Regions from separate parts of the Homo sapiens genome. Here regions 2 and 3 are each linked to region 1. A link is a loop called in an ENCODE intact Hi-C map of the cell type or tissue named here. Cell type or tissue: GM12878. All regions are shown on one strand.

What was found. Hi-C counts contacts between places; a loop is a spot of excess contacts. Peaks named below come from ENCODE experiments on the same cell type or tissue, not always from the same donor. Only the 100,000 strongest peaks of a DNase experiment are listed, where the experiment ranks them.
Region 2: it touches region 1 in a loop (4-fold over the local background); 6 of 110 quality-filtered maps call a loop at or near these places.
Region 3: a loop joins it to region 1, with 5 times the contacts of the local background. A loop is called at or near these places in 4 of 110 quality-filtered maps.

What each region holds. Positions count from the first base shown.
Region 1 is chr12:92,467,650-92,475,649 of GRCh38, reverse strand. The region is part of intron 1 of LINC02397 (long intergenic non-protein coding RNA 2397); the gene reads right to left. Among named protein-coding and RNA genes, the nearest start is that of LINC02397, 5.0 kb to the right of the region's middle. RefSeq lists an enhancer at 7,787-7,846. In GM12878, no CTCF peak of the experiment used is centred here; DNase peaks (open chromatin) are centred at 3,904 and 4,854; H3K4me3 peaks cover 2,173 bases; H3K27ac peaks cover 6,115 bases.
Region 2 is chr12:92,547,967-92,555,966 of GRCh38, reverse strand. No RefSeq gene overlaps it. Among named protein-coding and RNA genes, the nearest start is that of LINC02397, 85 kb to the right of the region's middle. RefSeq lists enhancers at 2,327-2,516, 3,646-4,085. In GM12878, no CTCF peak of the experiment used is centred here; DNase peaks (open chromatin) are centred at 2,376 and 3,916; H3K4me3 peaks cover 971 bases; H3K27ac peaks cover 5,749 bases.
Region 3 is chr12:92,534,909-92,542,908 of GRCh38, reverse strand. No RefSeq gene overlaps it. Among named protein-coding and RNA genes, the nearest start is that of LINC02397, 72 kb to the right of the region's middle. RefSeq lists an enhancer at 3,761-3,810. In GM12878, no CTCF peak of the experiment used is centred here; DNase peaks (open chromatin) are centred at 2,733, 3,458 and 5,311; H3K27ac peaks cover 5,122 bases.

The DNA.
Region 1 (8,000 bases):
TGGAGGAATCCTCCCTTCATTTCTTTCAGAGAAAAACCCATCAAATTAGATGGGAAGAGATCATGTGAAGCAAGACAGATTTGCAAGTTAGAAGGTGTATGTGCAGAAAGAAAATGATAGAACATTCTGGTTAAAGTGTTGTGTTAATCTATCTTGGGCATCTTGCTCTCTCTTGTACCTTTTTAGGTGAGTTTTTCCACTAATGCTCATATGCTCATCTACTCAAATTAGCATTTGCATCTCAATTGACTCAGATGAAAAAAAATCAATATTTATAGTATAGGCAACTCATATCTTTAAAAAGCTTTCATTTATGGTGAATTGTATTTTGGAGTACAGCTTTTTATGAGTTGGAATTGAGCTCTAATTTATTGCCAACAGTTACCTATACAATCGATCCTAGGGTTTTGTTTAGTATAATCCACATTCCTTCACTGTCTGGTGTGGGCTCTGCCCTGTGGTAGGAACTTCTAAGAGAACTAGACTTGAGTCTCTTGCCTTAAGTGATTAGAAGTCTACGGAGGGCAGGAGGCAAGAGCATGAATTTGGACAGCGCAGATACCAGGGTTTGAGTCCTGAAATACCACCCACACAGCCTCTGGTCCAATAATGAGCCTGATACATAACAAACTTTATATATATATTAACTATTATTATTGGTAAGGGAATAAATTCCTTGCAAAAAATTGCTAACGTGCATGCTCGTGGAAGACAAGGTCCCAGTTTTGTTTCTTTTAGAAAATTCCACAATGTCCAGCACAGTATTATTACAGGTGTTGCAGCTGAGCCCTTTCAGAGTGTGAAGTTATCACTGGAAGGTGGTTGTCCCATCAGGAAATACATTTCTCAACCACTTTGCACTTAGGTATGGTTGTGTGATTTGTTAATTCCAAGAGCAAGTGAGCAGAAGATGGCTAAAAACAGGTACACCTTCTCAAATTTCTTTTCTCTTATCTTGGATAAATGCAGAAGACTTTGAAGCTCTAGAAGATGATGGAAACACAGGATGAAAGAATTCTGGCTGCCTGAATCCTGTAGTTACTTACATTGCCCTGCTTCCATGAATAAAAATTGCACCTTTAAGGTTTTAGGCCATTGTGATTTGGGGGTTTATTTATGACATCAGCTTGCATTGCCTTAACTAATACTGCTGTTCAACAAATTTGTTGAAGAAATAAATGAGCTATATAACTAAATCACCCCAAGTACAATGCTATTTAGTATCTAAATTTATTTCATCAATCTGTCTGTGGTCTCATTACAGTCAATCAGAATTTAAAGTGAGGCAGTGAGATGGAGTAGTTCTGAGGCAATATAGTGGCTTTTTCTTTTTATATTTTAAAGAATACATCAAACCTTTGTTGTAAAAAAGAAGTAACCAAAAGAACCTCAGAGTGAAGTGGGGGTGGGGAGGTTATTGTATATGTTGGAGTGTTTCATCTTAGTCATGAACTAATAAATTAAATAGAAAGCATTCGTATGTTTTCTGTTCAATGTACTATGTTTTTTGTCTTTTAAAAACATGTGGGATTGCAAAATACGGTCAATAATTCCCTTATTGAACTAAAAGAGAATTAGAAAAGGCTGCTAATAGCTTTTGTGTTTAGAAATGTAATGTCTTCCAGTGAGTTATTTCATGGGTGAAGTGTCTGGAATTGCTTCTGAATACTGGATTATAGATATTTTTCTTTCTTCTTCTTTTTTTCCCTTTTCTCTTTTTTAACTAAGAGAACTTAAACATGATATTAAAAAAACATTTTATCTTGTGGTAGAAATGTCAGCCACATTTCAATTCACTCTTAGGCTTCCCCTAAAAGGAATGACTTTTATGCATAACAATAGCCTTGTTTTTATAAGTGGTTGGTAATATCTGCAAATGTGTAAGGCGTTCATTTTCCAGGAGCTCTTTTCTCCCTGGTAACACACCAGGAAATATCAGAGTGTTGTTATTTGAATTCTTTCTTGTGCTCTGACTCCCAGATGAATTGAAATTCAACTTCACAGTCAAATGAGTGGCCATTTAAAGCTCAGGTGTGTATTTCTTAAGACCGTCTCAAAGGATATATAACTGCTTATGTCTTTCCAAAAGACAGCAAACTGAATTTTAATTGGATCTTGCCTCTCCCAAGAGATCATTATACTTCTACTCTAAGGCCATATATTATAAAGCTTCAGTATGAATTGGAACATGTAGCCCATGTTTTGGTTTAGTGTTTAAAGCTGAAGTTATAACAGCTGACACTATAGTCCTTTCAGCAACACCCCCAATCAAAATTTTATTTAGTTTGAGTCTCTTTAAAAAAAATGAACATACACACAAGCATGCAAACGTACACACACACGTATATAACTTGCATGTCAAAATTATGTAAACTTTCAGATTATTAAAAAACAGTTCCTTTTTTAAGGAAATAAGTCTCAAATGGGACTAGTTCCAAATTTTTCTTGTCTCAATCCCACCTTGACCTTGTCAGATGAATTTAAAAAAATAAAGCAGTGGAAAAATTTATATATATATATATATATATATATATACACCAAAGACCTGCTGACTCAGAACTGGATCTGGAATATCCTTTTGAGACACAGAATGAATCTTTTCATCAGATGGTATGGAAGACCACTGATGCATTCATGAGCACTCCTGGAGCTGGTCTCCCTCTGATCTTAGAAACGGACAAGACAACATCTAAAAGGAAACCAACAGACTTGCAGACCTAATTCACTAAACTCTAAATAACACAGCCATGTGCTTCTTTGTTCTTCATAGTTTAATCATCCATGGAAATTTCCAGAGGTAAATTAAGACTATGAGGACCAATGTTAAAAATACTGTGAAAACATCCCAGAGCATGCTGACGTGTGGAATTCATACTTTAAAACTCGTAAGGGGCAATCTTATGCCTCATAAGGAGGCATAAGACCTCCTTACGGTCTTGCCTTATACCATAACAAAGTGGACCTTTGTGTATTATATGTAGTTAAGACTAGTTTTTATATATATATTTTCTTCTTGAAAAATGCATAGGTTTATTCCAGATTTGAATGTTTTAGAATTTTTTTTCCTTAAATTTGCAGACAGAGACGTGAATCAGGAACCAGGCCCCAGAATCCAGAATATGTCTCTTAGTTTTTCTGAGACATGATTTCTTCAGTTGTAACATTAGGAGACTGAAGTAAGTAGTCTCTAGAACAGTTAGTGTTATAACATTTTATGGTTCTAAAGTTCAAGTGGCTTTAAAAAAATTATTTATATAAGACTCAGTTACTAGTCAGCATATATCCCTAGATTTCAGCATTTTTCTGCCATGATGTAAAAGAATATTTGAATTACGTACTCAGTACTCTCAGTACTGGAATCTTAGACAGGCTTCAGTTTGCCTATTTATTTCTACTTAATTATCTTCCACTAAATTTGCTTCTCTTTTATTAAAGATTTTTAAAAATTGTATGAACATCTTAGTTACAAGGCTAAAAACCTTGAAGTTTTCTTCAATTGTTTATGTTCATTCACCCCTAATATTAAATCAATCACACAGTTCTCTTGGGTGCACCTCTGTGAAGGGTAAGACTACTTTTACAAAACAGAATTGTAGAATTGGAAGTGATTTCCTTTCACTGCCCCACCAATATTGTAGAATTGCTTTGAGGATTTGAAGAAATATATCCACCATTTCCCAAGAAAAAAAAACACATATACAATTTTTCATATAATTTCCAGGGATTCAAAGACTTTACCTAAAGTTCTTCCATGGATATCAGATTAAGAATCCCTCGTATAGGCCAAATGTTTTCAAAGTCAGAATTTCACTCAATAACAGCCCTGGCAGGTGGCTTTCTGATTCTGCATCTAGTGACTGAGAATGCTCATTTTGGGCACTTTCTCTTCCCTTATTTGTAATGAAACTGTTATTGTTGAAGAACTTATTTGGGGTTAAAATATTTGCCCCAGTTGACCACAGGTCTTCATTATTTGAAGGTATCTCCTATATCCCACACAAATCTTCTATTTTTCATGTTAAATATTTACCATCTGTGTCTTTTCTTGCATGGCTTCCAGACTCTTTCCTATCCTGGTCATTTTCCTCTAGACAGTCCTTAAGTGTCTTGACTTAATTTTGGTTCATTGAAATGAATAACATTTTTTATACTTGATATGAATAACCAATGCAAAATTCCTGGAAAATTTCTTTCATTTCAGGCACAGAGGAAAGGACTTGAACTGCCTAACATTGGCTAACATGTTGGTTTTGATCTTTGCTAGCCATTTTGACTTAGTGCTGGTTACTTAACCTCCTCCATTTTTTTCATCTGTAAAATGGGAATAGTTACACCTTCATTATAAATTTGTTATTTTAGCAGATAGTAGGTACTCAATAAATGGTAGATATTATTTCTACTCTTAATTCAGATTATTTGGGATATTTTGAAAGAAACATCATATTGAAGACAGACAAATATAATCTCCAAACTATTTTTAACCAACATTAAACTTGGCCTTTCCTACCGCAAAGTCATGATATTAAATTTTTTATTGAAGTACAAAATGTGATAATTACTTAATATTGCTAAATTGTTTTGTATTGGGTTTGGCTCATATGGCAGGCTTCTGAGATATTGCTAACCTCTGATCCTGTCATTCAGTGTGTGTTACCTGTCCTTCTTACTCTTGTGATCTTCAGGCAGGTGTACAGGCAAGGACCAAACTCCCCAAGACACATTAGCCACTTTTTCCAGAGTTGACATTAATTCACTAAACGACTTTCTATTGTGACCAGAGTTGTCATGTACCTTGCTGACAAAATGATACTAAGCATGTGGGATTTCCCTGACCGAATTATTTAAATAAAAAAGTGGGGGCGGGGGGGAAGAAAGAAAGAAATTGACATTGGTGTGAAACGATTTGTTTTGTGTGAGCTCATGCTGACTCAGTTGTTGAACTAAATCCTTTTCAAGTCCCCTAGTGATAAGAAAACTATAGGAAGAAGGCAGGGACTGTACCTTATTTGCACAGAGTCAAACAGATTTTGAGGTCCCTACATGTATAATAGATCATTTCTTTGACTTGCAGATCAGAGTGAAAACAATTTCAAGAGCAAGTAAAAGGAGAAAGTCTGGCTCTTCAAAGCATGGTCTTATTCCCTCACACATAAGGTGGCTCTTATGTTCCTCCAGAGAACTTGTACAGAGCATGGCATGGCGGTGGGTCTCGTCAGAAGGAAAAGTGTGGGTGGCTGGGTGTGAGGCTCCTCTCCTTGCCCAGACCCTCTAATCCTCTCCGAGGTCAGGCACAGGAAGGAAAAATAATAAAGTAGACATTTATTCCTTCCAAAAGACTTGCTAAAAGGAAACTCTCTGAGAAACCCCTTGGCTATTTTTATGAATGAAATTTTTTTAAAAAAGGTTTTTAGATGAATTTTCCAAATATCTATTAGTCTGAGAGAAAGAGGGGGAAAAAAAAGACTCAATGCTAATACCCTTTGCATGAGCTCTAGTTTGCTCTTGCCTCCAGCTGTTGAATGAGTTAGGGTCATATTTGGAAGAACAGCTCATTCTGTTTGGAAGGTCATGCAAGGGAGTCCGGAAGAGGAGGGGCGTGGAGATGCCAGACAGAAGGGCGAGCCAGCAGACACACGTGGACAGGGCTGAAGCCAGCTCCTCTTACTCTTGGTGTGTCACTGCCTGCAATGGAATCCAAGGGTCTGCCATCAGGAGTGCAGGAGTACTGTGACCTCTCTTGGAACCTGGCGGTGAAGTCTCCTAGAAAGCATGTTTATTCAGGGTCCCTGATCCACAACAGGAGCCTTCGCTTTGAATTTAGATTAATTGAGAGCTCTGTTAGTATAATTGAGTGCACTTTCCCATCCCTGCCCTCTATAAGTAAAGGGACAGTTAAAACATTTTCCTTTTATTAGAGTCTGTTCTAAAGTTGTAAGGTATGATGAGATGTAGGACGTGAAAGGTTTTACGTTCTCCAGAGGAAGACGCAATATCCAATCAATATATTTTTCTTATCTTAACCTGATATCTTATTTAAAGCAAATAACAAGTGTCCAAAAGCATCTGGCTCTATTTTCCTGGATAAAATGCAGGAATAAATTAAATTCCCACAATACGTAAACTCTCTATACAAATTAGCACATGGAAAAAGGCAACGATCCTTTCAAATAAGTGTTTAGTACATAAAATGAAGCTAACCCCCATAAGAACACTTATAAATGGTAACCTAAGACATAGCAAGGAATTAGTTTAGCTCTCTAAAAACTTACTACCTAGGAATGTATTAAATTAAGGAAGAAATTGACTCATTTGGAAAGGTGGTCCTTTTACATCATCTATACTACGTATATTTTTTAAAGATGAGGGTCTCACTGTGTTGCTCAGGCTGATCTCGAACTCCTGGGCTCAAGCAGCCCTCTTGTCTCGGCCTCCTAAATAGCTGGGAGTACAGGTGCATGTGCCACCATGCCCAGCCTTATAGTCTTATGTTTTTTAAATGATGCCTATCAAATAGAGTGGCCAAAAGCATGCTATTTTTTATTCTTTTATCAATAAATTTTTTTTAATTTTATTTTTAATTGACACATGATAGTTGTACATATTTATGGGGTAAAATGTGATGCTTTGAAACTGGCATACCCTATGTAATAATCAAACCAGAGTATTTAGCATATCCATTACCTCAAACATTTATCATATCCTTGTGGTGAGAACATTCAAAAGCCTCTCTTCTATCTACTTTGAAATAGACAATGCAATGTTGTCAACCACAGGCACCCTGCTGTGCAATAGAGCACCAGGATTTATTCCTATTTAACTGTAACTTCTTAACCGTTGCCCAATCTCTCCCTATCCTCCCCTGCTCCCCTTCTCAGTTTATCTTCCATTCTCAAGTTCCTAATCTGAAAAAAATGCACCTAGTTTCTATCTTGCATACTTGTGAGTCTCGGCGATATCATCCATATATGCACACAGTTCTCAGTGCAGGAGATGCCCTCAGCAAATGGCAACTAGCCATTCCTCTATTTGAAAGACAGTCAGACACAATGGCCTGGGGTGCTTGCCTTGTGGATGTTCTGCAGTTTCTAAGCAATTCTGCTGCAGAAGCACTACTGGGGGACACCCCCTCTTCAGGTGAAACTGCGATGTAATGAATGCCTTTTAATAATTCGGTCATCAATTTCCCTTGAGTTGGTCCCACATTGAACCTGTCATAGGCTCGCATCCGTTAATCTTAAGAAATACGGTTTGTTGCATTTTAGAGATCATGGAAATGATCATTTCAAAGTAGTTTTCCTCCTGTTTCATCTGGGATTTATAAAGAACTTCAGCCATTCCTAAATATGAGACAAAAAGGTCTGACAGCAAGTGACTTTAGAGAGATATCTGGCTCAGAAAAGACTACCAAAGTCCAGGAGATGGTTGGAAAGATGGGCCCATATGAGAATTCTGTGTTTATTTTCTCCCTAGGTGAATGTCTTTGCTGATAATGTTTCCAGGCACCACTGGGCAGTGAGTCATTTTTGGCCCTACCCACTTCACTTAAGAGATACGAACTGAATTTAAAACCCAGATATCTGAGGAAGGCCATCTCATGCTCCTTCAGGGCACCCACAGCCCCAGCAGCAACAAAAGGTGGTGATAATGGAGGGAAGTAGAGAGGGAGACCCAGGAAATCACATGCATTAACTAGAGTTTTCATGAACAGAGTTGAAAAAAGAAGACATTTCAAATTTTAAATTCTTCTCCCAACTCCTATACCTGGCTCTTTAATGTTATAAAAATCAGAGGATTCCACTAGGGGGGATAAATGTTTTGAAGAAGTAATCCATTGATCACTTCCTCTCACTCGACATGTTTAACTAGATGGAATCAATACTTCTTAGCCTAGCAATGGGTTTGTAAAAAAAAAAAAAAAAACGGTAACACAATTGGATGTTGTAAGGCAACTTAGGATAAAAGGATCCTGTAGACAAATTCCTCCTTATCCCTTACCCCAC
Region 2 (8,000 bases), 80 kb before region 1:
TGGAGGAAATAGATAATAAATTAGTAAACAGGAAAATAAAAAAGGTTTATGAGAGTGATAATTACTATTTATAAAATAAAGGGGGCAGGGTAAGGGGATAGAAAATAGAGAAGGAAGAGCAAATTTAGAAAAAGAATCACCTCCTAGGAAGTGATTTTTTAATTTTTATTTTTTGAGATGGAGTCTTGCTCTGTCACCCAGGCTGGAGTGCAGTGGTGCGATCTTGGTTCACTGCAACCTCTGCTTCCTGGGTTCAAGAGATTCTTGTGCCTCAGCCTCTTGAGTAGTTGGGATTACAGGCATGTGTCACCATGCCTGGCTAATTTTTGTATTTTAAGTAAAGACGGGGTTTCACCATGTTGGCCAGTCTGGTCTCAAACCCCTGACCTCAGGTGATCCACTCACTTTGGCCCCCCAAAGTGCTGGGATTACAGGCATGAGCCACTGCGCCAGGTCCAGGAGGTGATATTTGAGTGGAGACCTGAGAGGTGAGGAGATGCCAGTCCCATGAGGGAGAAGCCTCGGGGAGAGTGCCCCTGCAGTGGCCGCAGCACGTGGGAGAACACTGAGTTGAAAATGAGCCTGGTGGGAAGGCCAGTGTGGCTGGGGTGGGGTACAGTGTGAAGGAGGTGAGTGATGAGGCCACCTGAGAAGACAGGGCCTTGTACATGGCAGGAAGGAGTTGGAAGTTGTTCTAAGTGCAGAGGGAAACCAGTGAGAGGTTTGGAGCAGGAGACTGATGTGGTATAATGAAATTAACCTTTCAGCAGGATCACTGACCCTGATGCAGAAAATGGAAGCAAGGGTATATTTGGATCCTGGAATGGTTCTCGACACAGAAGGCATTAGAGAAATATTTCATGAAAGAATTCATCAACCAATAATCCATTAAAAACTAAGACAGTTCTGACCTTTAAAAAGGTTGTTTTCTTATTCCCCAAGATCAATGTTATCTGGCATTTTCAATGGATCCAGCTTGTTGTTCACAAGATATAGGAACAAATGTTTCTTCACTTTGAAGAAGCAGGGAGTCAGTCGGCCGGGAGTGTGGTTTATTCAGCAGAGGCATAATTTCTCACTTCTATACTTTGCTATTTACAGCACACCATTTTTATAAACACAGCATTTAGGCCAGAAAAGGAAGTCCATTTGGCCTATACAGCTCTTATATCAAGAGAAAAATTTCTCCCAAATTTTCTCATCATTCTGAATGAACTAAGGTCCTCAAAAAGTGCACACTCAGTTCTCTTGTTGGAGACAAGATTTATAAACAGTTTATGCACCACACATTTAGTTTTGCCACAGTGGCAGCAGCAGGATAAATAAAACTAGGCCTTTTTGTTCAGTGATTTAAAATGTAAGAAAATGAATGTGCACTTGCATTGTTATAGGGGAGGAAGGAGAACGTCATTCCTGAAGAGTGCTGAGCAAAGTTTCATTTCCTAAGCTCAAATCCCTTTGCTCCTCTTTTGGAAAGCCCATAACTCCCCTTGGGAGATATAATTTTTCTTGTGGAGTAAGGAAAAAGAACTAAGACTTACTCTCATTAGAGAAGCTGGAAGTCTTGGTTCCTGGTTTTCATTATTTTGGGTTTCTGTTTGAAGATGTGTAATCTTGGAAAACATTTAATGGTGACCTTGGGACTTTCTGCTTGAAGTTTTCAAATGATCCAGATGACCATGTGAGACAGAAATCCTCTCTTTAAGGAGCATTTTAGGAAGACAATAGGACTTAATGTCAGAGCCTGGGAGTTGAGTCTTGTCACCATTATACTTATTGTGTGGGTTTTAGCAAGTCACAGAAGTCATCCTACAGGACGGTGAAGAGCCGATGAATCTGGTGTTTGGTGATTGCCAGGCACTTTGACAATAGTGATTATTGATCATTGTTCTGATTATCATCGTTTTTACTCTCCTGGTAGATTTATTCTTTGGGGGAACTTGTTTTCCCCAACAGACTTACTTATTTGAGGTTTTTGTACCATTCTTATTTTGGAGGAGAATGTTCTAGTTACTGAATTCAATATAACAAACATTTAAATTTTAAAATAAAGAAGATTACGTATTAGAAGGGGTTAACAAGATAGGTTGGTATTAACTTAATCTCACATAAATTGAGGAAAGAAGCAGGAAGAAAGTGCATGCCATGAGTTAACAAAGACTATGTAGCATGAATTCTGTCAGGGAGAACCATGGAAAAGACTCCGTGGGGAAGTGGTGGCAGAGAAAAGAGCTCTGTTACCTGCACAGGGGTGAGACAGGCTGGAAAGGCCCTGGCCAGGAAGTAGACCGACCTCCTGTGAAGGGGCAGGCACAGGACACGTAGGGGTCAGGCAGGAAGTCCAGACCAGCACGTACAATATGCCTCTGGTAAGTGTGGCAGTGGCCAGCATGGGATTTTCCAGCATAGCTGTCAGCATCAGAGACCGAGAGCAGAAGGAAGGGCAAGTTTCCACAAGCCCAGTGACAGGAGCACGGGAGTGAGTGATAATAACAGCTTCTGGCAGCCAGGCAGTAGCTAATCAGGACCAGAAAATCTGGCATGAGTAGCAGGGTCTCAGAAAGCTCCCCCACCACTATCTTCTACCCCTACACACACACACACACACACACACACACACACACACACACACGTCTCCACTCTCTCTTCTGTTATAACTATTTATTGAGCAAAGGCTCTAAAATCAGAATGCCTGTTTGAGTTCTGGTTCCACCATGGAATGGCTGTGTGTCCTTGGAAGAGTTCCTCAAACCCTCTGTAGCATGGGTCTGCTGACTATGTAGGGCTCTCCAGCATCGCCGTGTTGTGAACGGGAGGGGTAATCATGTGTAGGAGTTGTGTGCCAGAGTCTGGCCCATAATACATGCTCAACAAATAGGTTGAACAGGAATGAAACTAAGAGATCAGTCTTAGAGCCAAATCTGGGCTCACACATGAGAATCAAGATGGCTCTCACAACAGAGATGTAACGTGGAGCAATGGCAAGCCTTGGCTAGTCGTGGATCTCAGAGGGTGGAGTTGGTTACCTTGACATCTCTTTTGTCTGAATTGGGGTTCATTCTATAGATTGGCATAGGGTTGGGCTTCAGATGAGGGTCAAGGAGAGGGATGCAGCATCTAGAGGCCTGGCAGGTACACAGTCCCATAGCGGGTAGGAGTGCAACAGAACAGCATTCTGGGGTGGTGGCAGGGGCTGCAACAGGGTAAAAAACACATAGGCAGGCTGGAAAGTCAGATGATAAAGGCTGAGGAGTGAGTGGGTCACTAGAAGGTAAAAACAGCCATCCAATCATCTCCAAGAAGTCCTGAGGTCAAATTCCAGAGAGTTGGAGGTTGGCCAAAAAGATAAGCAGGATTGAGTGAGGACTCTTGGGAAGCAGGCAGACTTGAGTAGGCTGTTGGTTTAGAAATAGATGGTGGTAGTGAGGGAGAAATTAAATAAACAAGCATGATTTGTGGTACAAGTTACAGAAGAGAAAGGAAGACAGGGATCAAGTGCTGGTGTGGAGTTATTTATGGAATGAAGGAATAATGATTCTTTGATCACATTAGTAGTTAATGTTTGAGTATAGATAGGTGGAGGAAGGTTGCAGGAGGGAGGAAGTGTTCCTCTCCCAAAAAGGGAGGGTGAAGATCTAGAGAAATAAAGAGGTAGAAAAGGGAGAAATGAGGAAGGCTTTCTCTGATGGCCTCATTCTCAGTGAAGAATGACACAAAGTCATTCTGGAGGGGGCAGGGGAGGTGCAAGGTGGAGGCCTGAGGAAAAGGTGTCAGATAGTGACTGTGGGGAATTTTTGAGGGAGCTAACTGGAGATGAATCATTCCATGGTCATGATTTCTGCATATCTGGAATGCACCTACTCCAGGCTCAGGCTCAAATGGAAACTGAAAATTGCCCCAACTAATGGCCTGACATAGCAAAACCAAGCTCATCCTCCCCCACTCCAGCTCAGACAAATCACATGCATTGCTTGTCCCCATTTCCTGCCATAAGCTGTCCCCTTAACACTATTCTGTTGGTCTCACTCCCACTTCACCCTAGACAGGGCTCTCAGAGATTGCCCAGGCAACCTGGAGTCCTGTGATCTTTTCTTAGTCACTTTTCTGGCCATCTTTGGGGAATAAACAACAACACTTCTTTTTGAAATGTTCTTCTTCCTTACCCTCTCTCCCTACATTTTGTGTGACAGATTCCTTCTCATTTTGCAGGTCTCATTTTAAAACTCACCAACCCGGGCTTTCATGAGACCCTGACAGAAGGTTCATTCCTGTCCTATGTTCTCACAGCATTCACTCCATCTACCCCTCTGATATGTACACAGGAAGAAAGGGGCAATTGCTTTGCTCATTTTCTGGGTCCCAACTGTCAAGTAAGCTCCCTGAAGCCAAAATCTGCCCCAGAGGGTAGCACACAGTAGGTGCTCCATATATATTCGTAGAATGAATGAATGGGCAAATAAATGAATTAATTACCATTCATTACCCTTGTTCTTTTCCATATCTCTTACTGCTGTGTATCCTTCACTGGTGTCTCTTCTTCCTCCTATGGTGAAATGTGCTACCTCAGCCTTTTCCACACAGGAGTTAAGGCCTCCATAGTAGACCTGGCTTCCCAGACCTAGAAGACTGGGACCGTCTTCTCTCCATCTGAAAAAGGCAACCGAACACAGCTTCACATTAAACATCCAAGTACAACCTTCATGCTGGTCAGTTCTATTTCTTCATGGGCTCTCTTTTCTTTGGGCCCCTTTGGTGTCCTTGGTTGTCCTATGTAATCATGCCATCCAATTTAATTCTTCCTTTTTCTGGCTGACCCATTTTAAGAACCTTCCTTCACTGATGTATGCATTATCTTTTCATGAATGGTTATTCTGACGGACGAAAAAAAATTCTTATAATTTCAAATTAGTTCCTGGAATAAACTCTCCAGTTTCCTGACAAATACAAATATGGGGCATAATAATGTCTAGAAAAAGGACCTTATCCAGAGGCCAGCTCTGAAAATTGCAATCATGAAACCCAAGGCAGGAAACAATCTTAGTTGTATTTGTCAAAGTGATGAGCACTAGGTATCAGTGAAGTGGGTGGGTCATATCCCAGAGAATGGTCACTGCTCATGAGTCAGGTGGTTGCTTTCTGGAACTCTTTCCCCCAGCCTCTCAGTAAGTGGATAAAAAAGCTTCCTAGAGAAACATCTGCTTAATAGTGTGAACTGTGGAGCCAACTGCATGGATTCAAATCCCAACATCACCCCTTACTAGTGGAGTGAGTGGAGTGACCTCAGTTAAGGCATTTGATCTCTCTGTAGCTTAGTTTTCTTGTCTGTGAACTGGTGGTAATAATCATACTTAAGTAATAGGGTGGTTGTGGATCTTAATGATTTAGGATATAAAGCATGTAGACATGTCCCTGGCAGATTGTAAGTGCTACCATAATTGATCTATTAGTTATGGAGGCAGAGTCCAGTCATAAAGCAGAGTACTGGCAAAAGTGAAATTGGGTACAAAGGCTCTGAGCTCCAGATAGTGTTGCACATGGGGCAGGAGACTGGGGCTCTGTGAAGAAGAGTGTCTGAAATTGACACACCCAGAGCTAATTGTCTGGAGTACAGGGTCAAGGCCCTGAACATATGTATATTCTTAGAGCTAAGGTTCCCACTAATCTTTGCATGCATTCCCTGTGTATATTGATGAATTGATGAGTTTCCACTTAGTTTCTTCTTCTTTTCTTTTCTTTTCTTTTTTTTTTTTTTTGAGAGAGAGTCTTGCTCTTTTACCCAGGCTGGCCTGCAGTGGCACAGTCTTGGCTTTCTGAAACCTCTGCCTCCCGGGTTCAAGCGATTCTCCTGTCTCAGCCTCCTGAGTAGCTGGAATTGCAGGTGCCCACCACCACACCCGGCCAATTTTTTTTTTTTTTTTTTTTTTAAGTAGAGACAGGGTTTCAGCATGTTGGTCAGGCTGTTTTCAAACTCCTGACCTCAAGTGATACGCCTGCCTCAGCCTCTCAAAGTGTTAGGATTACAGGCATGAGCCACCGCGCCCAGCCTCCACCTGGTTTCTGATGTGAATTCTTTTTCATTCTCCCTCAGGGTTGGAGCCCTTCTTGGAGTTCTCATCCCATTGGCTGTCTACATCTTTTCTATCAAGACCATACACATAAGGATAACACATGAGCCTCCTAAGGGCTTTGACAGGGTAAAGAAGGAACTTGAGTTGGGACTGAAGTCTGAACAATTATAAGGAGAAGTTAAACATTTTTTTTTTTTTGCCATTTAAAATTTTCTCATGTCCTTTTGATTGCACATCTTTGTGTAACTAGGAAATCAGAAATTAGGGTTATTCTGGAACTCAGCCCACACCTACCTTTCTAGAATTTTTTTCCCATGACCATTCTACCAGTACCTTAAATGTGTCTAAAACCAGTCTATTTGCCATCCCCCAAGCATACTTAAGAAAACTGTGGGCCGGGCGCGGTGGCTCATGCGGGCGGATCATGAGGTCAGGAGATCGAGACCATCATGGCTAACACGGTGAAACCCCGTCTCTACTAAAAATACAAAAAATTAGCCATGCCTGGTGGCAGGCGCCTGTAGTCCCAGCTACTTGGGAGGCTGAGGCAGGAGAATGGCGTGAACCTGGGAGGCGGAGCTTGCAGTGAGCCGAGATCGCGCCACTGCACTCCAGCCTGGGCAACAGAGCGAGACTCCGTCTCAAAAAAAAAAAGAAAAAAGAAAACCGTGGAATGATGATTCTCTCCTGAACTTTTGGCCATTCCTCTTCCTCTGCTCTCACATATCTCACAGTGAGACCTTAACTATCTCTGAAGCTTTCTTGTAATATGTTAGAGGGCCTCCACGAACATGCCATTTTTTTGTTGTTGTTTAGACCAGTGATTCTCAAATGTGCACACAAATCACCTACGGAATCATGGTCGAATGCACATTACGATTCTGGGGATCCTGTATAGGGCCCGACAATCTAATTTTGTATCACTCCCAGCTGGTGTTGATTCTGTGGGTCCTTGTGCCAATTCCAAGACTTTCCTAAATTGATCCTATATCACAGTTATCCCTATGCCATTTCTCCAATTATGTCTTGAGCTAGTTGATGGTGGCATTAGTACATATATACATGTTTATATCCTCCCAAATGCCTGGCACATCTTCTCCCATATTGCTGGTGCTCAATAAATATTTGAGGAATTTGCAATAAATGCTTAAACGTTCTGTTTCGTATCAGAGTGGGCTTATAGACAGAACTTGTCTTCTCCCTTACCTCTCACCTCAACCCTGGACCCCATCTGTCACTAGAAGGATTCTCCTTCAGATTAAAATGTTAATGATTTGAAGTGTTACCCGTATCAATAATATTTGCATAGAAAAAAAGATCACCTGCACATATGATACACCATAGTCTTTGCAATGCTTCTCTTGTTCCCCTAGGTAATTAATTTCATAGCATCTTGCTGAGAGGCATAGCTCTCCTGGGTATATCTGAGCCAAGGGAGATGTGCTCCTGCCACAGAGTGCTATTTAGAAGTCTCATAGACTAAAAATTCTTTACTATCTGGATATCAGAATTATATAGAGATTTATAATTCTTTAGCTGCCTTGGCTTCTGAGTAACCCCTCACCCCATCTGGTAACCTGGAGGTGGTATTACTTTGCAGTACAGGCTTCACAATTTCCTGCTAGTCCTGGAACTTCAGTAGGCATGCTGATTTTAATCATCTCCATGTTGCACATAGCATCACATGATGTGTTCAGTCTTGGGAAAGGAAAAAAAAAATCCTTCCTAATCCTTCTTGGTGGAATTGCCATCTCTGTCCTCCCCGTGCTTCTCATGAAGCTTGTGCTGTGTTCTGCTGCAGTTGCTGCTTTTGAGACCTTGTAGTCATTGCACAACCAGCTCTCTATCCATGGCTTTATGTCAGTTAATTCTGAAATTGCTGGGAAGAGAGGGATGAATCAATTCACTTTCCACAGAAGGTCACCGATTTTA
Region 3 (8,000 bases), 67 kb before region 1:
GCGAGACTCCGTCTCAAAATAAATGAATAAATAGCAATTCAGGCCGAGCGCGGTGGCTCATGCCTGTAATCCCAGCACTTTGGGAGGCTGAGGTGGGCAGATCACAAGGTCAGGAGATCAAGACCATCCTGGCTAACATGGTGAAACCCCATCTCTACTAAAAATACAAAAAATTAGCCGGGTGTGGTGGCAGTTGCCTGTAGTCCCAGTTACTTGGGAGACTAAGTCTCAGGAGAATCACTTGAACCCGGAGGCAGAGGTTGCAGTGAGCACACTAGCCTGGGTGACAGAGTGAGACTCCATCTTAAAAAAAAAAAAAAAAAAAGGCAAGGCAATTCAATCTGGGGCAGAGTGGCTCAAATGCTTGGGAATTAAACAGAAAGGACAATTTAGTCAACAAATACAGGGTGGCTGTAATGTCATATGATATAATTTTCATATAGCACAGAGCTACATGATTTCATTTATAAATTTTGTACTATGATTCTTTCAGAGATACAAAAGAAATAGACAACATGGTTTCTGACTTCTAGTATCTGGCAATTATTTGAGGAGAAAGCACACTGAATATGTATGTTATTGAAGGAATGGATAATGTACATATTTAAGGAAATGATGAAGACCCCAGATGGATGGAACAGATAACACCTTTTAAACTGATTCAGAGTACAGAACTTTCAGGGTAGAAGGCAATGGCGAGGAGAAGATAGTATTCGACTTAGGTCTTGAGGGATGGATTTGGATGGCAGAATGAAAGGTGAAGACCATGCCAAGTTCAAGCCTGAACAGCAGAAGTGGGGATGAAGTGTACCATCTGGCTGGGGTAGTGCCTTTTCCTGGGGGGTGGTGGTGCCTTCATTGCAGAGTAAGGTGGAAGTGCTTGTGAGAAACTGAATAATGGCACGGTCAATTTTGTGGGCTTGGGTTCAAGACCTAGCTCTGCCACATTCTATCAGTAACTTGGGAAAATTAGCTTAATTTCCCTGAAACTCTTGTTCCTCTTCTGTAAAATGGGGTAATAAAATTGTCCACCTCATAGGTTATTTTGAAGATTAAACAGGATAATACATGTTAATGTGCAATGCTTGGCACATAGTAAGCATCCAACAGGTAAGAACTATTAAATTATGGCAAATCCTGAATGTCAAAAGAAATTATAAATTTCCCGATGTACTAGCATTCATCTTTTCTAAGTATTTGCATGTCACATAAAAATTTCTTCTCAGCCTATCACTTTTTTTTCTCTCCTGTCCCTGGTCCAAGCAATGTTGTCCACATCCTGAAGAACTGCTCCATGAGCCCACAGTAGGACACTCTGAGGCCTGGCTCACCAGACTACATATCATGAGTGAGCACTTGGAAGTTCTAATCTGAGTGATACGGATGACATGTTCTCTGTGCCTTTGAATATCTAGTTTCTCATCTATAACACGATCTTTGAAGCTATACAAGGAGAGAATCAATATCACCTGATCACCATCTTTCGCCCTTTGAAAGGCATAAAATTCTAAGTAAGAATACTACACATCATGCTGTGTATTTTACTGCATGCATGCTAAGCCTTTACCAAACATTTTTAAAGGAAAAGAAGAATAAATTAGGATAGGAGCATTCAAAGGAACCCATAAGATGTCCCCTTAAAGAAAGGATTTATGGATAAGGAAACAAAAGCCCAGGTGGCCGATGTGATATACTTGTGGTCACACAGAGGAGGAAGTCTCCTGAAGCAAACTCAAGGGCGCTTTGTACATCATACTAATCCTACTTGTTGATTTATAAAAGTATTAGCTTCTTTATTTTCTCCTTAATTAGGACAGAGAGTAATTATCATTATTGGGTCCAGAAAGAATTATGCCAATGTTCCAAGATTGTGCATGGAACATTTGTTATGCAAACTGCTGCCCTTCACACATAGAGAGTCCCCATAGGCTATGTCCTCCTCCCTGGGGCTGCCAATGTGTCTAAATTGCTGGGAGCATCTCCCCCAGGCTTATGAACATGAGCTGCTCCTTTGATGGGATTTTGATGGCCATGAAATATCATTTAGGAGAGGGGTTAATGCCTTTTTTGTTGTTGATCTTTCACCTTCAGGGAGCATGAGCCTCTGAGAGATCTGCTTTCACGCCATATTCACAGAAAGGTTTTGCTCAGCCTGAGCCAGGCGGTTGCTGACTGCCAGGGCCAGCGTGTGCCGACTGCTGCTGTGTTTCCCAGCGCTGCCAGCAGGATCTTATTCTTTGTATCTGCACCTCCCAAACAATTCTTCCGGGGCAGCTTTGTCTGTGCCCCTCTGCTGGGCTGAAGGGCTGGTGCTTAGGGATGCATGCATCCCGCCCTTTGCCCTCATGTCTGAGCTGTTCGAATCTGATTTCCAGGGCAATTGCAGTTTGGCGGCTCCCCGGGGCATCCTCTTGAGTGGCTGCTCTGCTGTTACTGTTTGGGAGGCCTCGGAAACTCCCTTGGGTAGTTTGTCAGATGGTCTGATGAGAATAGCAGGAGCCTGTTTTCCATAGTCAGATTGTCATTTTCATCATCATTTTTGTTGTTGAGTTTCCCTTTTTAAAAAATAAAATCATAAAACAGACATACTCTTTTCTAAACAAGTGTAGACTTTTACCATGAGGGTTGGAAGGGGCCTCACTGAGTAAATACCTCTTCTCTCACCCTCGTGTGATGGCTTCTTTGTTTTGAACTTGGGTGTGCCCAAGTGGTTTTACAACCTCCCTTGGGTATCAACAGTCCTTATCCTCTCACCATCTGATCTCTCTTCCTGCTTCTGGTCCTCAGAGGGTGGTCAGACAGTGCTCCCAAGAATGGGTTGAGGTTCTGAAGGTATGTGGGCACCTAAAGATCCTAAGCTGTCAAAATGACTGCTGTCCAGGAGAAACTGACCAGACCTAAGGTTCAATCTGGGGAAACTTGACGCAATAACAATTAGCAAGTACTAGGCATTTTGCTGTGTATCAGGCCTGGAGATCAGCAGTTTACGTGAGTGATTTTCACACATTCCAAGAAATAGTTTCTTCCATTATTTCCACTTTACAGGTGAGAATATTGAGGCTCTGAAAGGCTAAATGACTTGGCTGAAGCCACATACTTAGTGGCAGAGTCAGAATTCAGTCTCTAAGGCTTTTGAATTCCAGAACTCATACTTTTAGCCATGATGGTATACAGATTTAGTTCTGGGGTCTGGAGACCATTGACAGTCTTGGAAATAAACTGTGTCTCAATATAAATAAAGGACAGATATGGTTGTGTTCAGTTCTTGGACACATTCCTTCGAACTCCAAAGGACAAGAGGTTAACCTCATGACTTTGATAGAAAACAGAAGACAGGTTGTGAGGTTTCTTGGGTAATTCTGGGTATTTGGACACCTGTTCAGTTATTCTTGGATTCTGTGATGGGGGGTGGGGGGAATATGGGGAGGCTGAGGTCATTATTGCAAAAACCATTTCCTGAGCGCTTGACTTCAGGAAATGCTGTAGCATTAAAAATACCCATTGTGTGGGAGTGATAGAAGCATGACTCACGTTTAGCAATTGTGTCCATAGGTCACAAAGGATTTGGGGAACACAGGAGATATTCACACAAGACTGTGTCTGTGGGTGGTTCATTAAGAAATTTTTAGTAGGTTGAGAAGCATGGTCGCATTTCAAAAGGAGTGACATTTAAGATTCTCCATGGAAGCTATGAGACTTGGCTCATCATTCATACATTGATTAACAAATGTCAATTGTCCGCCTACTAAGTGCAGGTCCTTGTACTGGGTGCTTTGGGATTTTGCAAGAGGAATAAAGCGTGGCTCTTGCCCTTTAGTGCAGTGTTTATGAAGTGGTGACAATGAAATAGGCTGCTTTTAAAATTTCCCCTTTTTTCCCCCTTGACACTTTGACAAAAGGAAGACTATCCCTTAAAGAAAGACATTTTGTTTTATTTTCCAGGACAAATACTATCAAAAAATCAGGTTTGTTAACTCTCAGGCCTTGTGCCTAGGAAAATATGATTATCAGGATAAAAGATTCAGGGGCATGTCCTGGCTTAGGTACCTTTTGTTCACTGTAGGGTAGAGTACAGTGAACAGTGAATACAGGGTAGAGGGAATAGGAATTTTTTTTTGTTTGTTTTGAGATGGAGTCTTGCTCTGTCGCCCAGGATGGAGTGCAGTGGTATGATCTCGGCTCACTGCAACCTCTCTCTCTCAGGTTCAGGCAATTCTCCGCCTCAGCCTCCTGAGTAGCTGGGATTACAGGCACCCACCACGACACCTGGCTAATTTTTGTACTTTTAGTAGAGATGGGGTTTCACCATCTTGGCCAGGCTGGTCTTGAACTCCTGATCTCGTGATCCACCCACCTCGGTCTCCCAAAGTGCTGAGATCACAGGTGTGAGCCACTGTGCCTGGTCAGGAATTGTTAATTAAATACTCATGGTCTTTTAAACTGGGCCAGAGGATTCTTTTTTTTGGCTTTGTTTAATATTTTGTATAAAATTGATGCATAGTAAACATGACACTAAAATACATGTACATTATGAAGTCTGATAATATAATGATCACCTGTGAAACCACCACCCAACCTAAGTACCATAATAGTTTCAATGACTTGCATTTCTTTTCATATTCTTCCTCTGTCCTTCCACCCCATCTCTGGCCTCCCCTCCTTAAAGATAGCCACTACCTTAGAATTTGCACTTACTGGATAGAGTTTAGACATTTCTTTTTTTTTTTTTTTTTTTTGAGACAGAGTCTCACTGTGTCACCCAGGCTAGAGTGCAATGGTGTGATCTCGGCTCACTGCAACCTCCGCCTCCCAGGTTCAAGCGATTCTCCTGCCTCAGCCTCCTGAGCAGCTGGGATTACAGGCGCCCACCAGTATGCCTGGCTATTTTTTTTTTCTTTTTTTTTTTTTTTGGTATTTTTAGTAGAGACAGGATTTCACTGTGTTGGCCAGGCTGGCTAGACATGTACGGATTTCAGATCCGTACATGATGCTGTGCATGAAGGGAAGCTGGTATATTCACAGAGAGGTAGCTTAGTTTTCAGGGTTTATTTTGTTGTGGCTAATAGACCTAGACATCTGTGGCTGTGTTTGTTTCCATACATGGGCATGGCCTACGCATAAATGGAATTCCTCCTGAAGAGGCTGCAGAGCACAGGGTTATGTGTGTGGGCCTGAAGTCAGGTAGATCTGGCTTTAAATCTCAACTCTTTTACTAGATAAAAGTAAAATGTATTGTATCTGCCTTGAGTGCCAGGCCCTTTGCAAATGATATCTCAGTTATTCCTATGACATTGTGAGATGTATTCATATCATCATCTTCCTGGTGAAGGAACTGGGATTCAGGGAGGTTGTGGAATTTGTTCTGTATTTCTAGCTTGTAAGAGACACCATCAGCATTAAGCAACCTTCAAGTCTTATTCAAAAGCCTCCTTTTCTTCTTCCTGTTAGAAAGTTTCCCTTTCAAATCAGTAAGAAAACCAAGGCAACCATTCTCATATGGGTTTCATCAATGCATATACATATGACCACAACTTTGGAAGTTGTGGTCAATGCAAGAAAATATTAAAAAAACTCAGAAGAGTTAATACTGGAAAACAAAATTGAAATATCATTTTTAGATGTTATGATTGTATACTTTTAAAAACTATAAGAAATAATCTAAAAAATAAAATAACTATAGGCATCAATAAAATGGACAGATGAATGCCATATATATAAATATATACCAGGAGTCCTTTTATTTTTACCAGAATAATATAATATTATCTAAATTATTTAACAATAAGAATTCTTATGAAACAGTTGCATGTCTTATCTAATAGAAACAAAAGTATAAAACTTTACTGAATAATATTAGAGAAGATGAATGGAAAGGTGTACTATTATCCTTGAAAATAATGATCAATCAGAAAGCCTTCTATCTCATTCAACAAATTTATAGGTTGACTATAGTCCACCTCAAAAATCTCCATAGGATATTTGAACTTAACATAATTGTAATTTTTATTTGCAAAAATAGATGTCATTTATTTAGCACTTACCACCCCCATGCTCACCTAAGAGCATTAACTTGTATTTTGCAAAGAGAACAGTAAATGGAGGTATATCTTCCCCCAATAAGCATACAGTTAAATGGAACAGCACAGTTCAGAAGTAAACATATTGTATATAAGAATATAACAGATAACAAGAGGCATCTTTGAAAAACAATAAAATAAAGAATTATTTAAAACAGATTGTTTAGTATTCTTATCTAGATCTCTCTTTGAAAAAATCAATTTAATACAGCAATTTAATACCCTATGATTAAAATAAATTTTATATGGCTAAAGTATTAGATAATAGAAAATATTGCAGAAAATGTAAGTTATTGATTGTCAGATCTTTGGAGAAAACACTGTCTTTTTTTAAAAAAAATTGTACTTTGAAGTGCCAGAAGAAATCACAAAGAAAAAGACTGACAAATGTGGCTACATAAAGGATTGCAAACATATGAGCAACAACAAGAAGAACAAAATAACTTAGGTCAGCAGATGGGAAAGAATCACAACAAACATGACAAACAGAGGCTATCATCTATGGTGAAAACTCCCACTGGAGAGCTGAAAGTAGTGGGCCAGTTCTTCCCAAAGTGCAGGCTGTCGGAAGGACAGAGGAAGACTAGCTTCTAGGAGGGAGCAGGGCTGGCGTCTTGGGGACCTGCTTGGGCACAGGGAAAGGCGGGGCTGACTTCACTCCCACCTAGGTCCAGTGGGTCTCTGGGGACTGGAGAATCACATTGATCCTAGGTTATGGCAGGATGTGGTTACCCAGGACTTCTGTCTCTCTCTAGGAGGGTGCTCTACTCCAGGAGGTAGAAAGGAAGGAAACACTGAGGGAGGAAACAGCCCTGGATATAAAAAGAATTGGAAGAGTTGTCCTAGAAAATCAACCTTAGTGGCAAGGAGGGAAACTGCTTCTGCAGGTAATGGAAAGATGGAGACAGTGTCTCCCAAAGAGCCACTGGAAAAGAGAAGGTCTCCTCATAGGGAAAACAGGATCCCATGGCAGGTGGATTTTTCTTGGCTGTGAGTACATTTTGTATGGTGCTTACAGAACATAGTGCTTAGGACCATCATCCTAGGACTCAGGAAGCCACATGGGAACTTGAGGGAAATATGCAGAGGAGTGTCTGATCATAGTAGATAGTAGATACTCAATAAATATTTTTTAAATGCAAAAGATAAAACCTAGCTGTCCAATCTGTGACAAAATTTTGATAACTTTAGCTTTGCTGATGGCATGCTAAATTGCTTCAATGCTTTCGAAAAATAACATGACTATGTCTAGTGTATCACTATACACAGGCAAATGTTCAAATCTTTTGAGCTTGTCAGTGTATGCTCTTGGGAATTTAAGAAAATAATTGAGATAATTGAGCATCAAAACAAAGCCATACATATGAAGTTCTGTAATAGTAGATGCTATGGCCTGAATGTTTAGGCCCTGCCCTCTGAAATTCATCTGTTGAGATCCTAACCCCCAAGGTGATAGTATTAGGAGGTGAGGTCTTTGGGAGGTGATTAGGTGATGAGGGAGGAATCCTCATGAATGGGATTAGTGTTCTCAGAAGAGAGGTCTCAGAGGGTTCCTTGCCTCTTCCACCATGTGAGGACACAGAGAGAAGACAGCTGTCTATGAACCAAGAAGGGTGCCCTCACCAGACACTGAATCTGCCAGTACCTTGATGTTGGCTGTCCCAGTCTCCAGAACTATGAGAGATAAATTTCTGTTGTTTATAAACCGCTCAGTGTACGGTATTCTGTTATAGCAGTCCAAATTAACTCAAACAGTTAAAAAAAAAACAGATAAGAGGTTAATAAATATCTATACATATATCAATAAAATAGTATTTATTCATTAAAAATGACAGATAAGACCATAGAAATGGAGAGAAATGTGTAGTTTTAATGTCAAGTGAATAAAGCAGAATGTAGAGGGGCTTCCCTCTGCCTCCAACA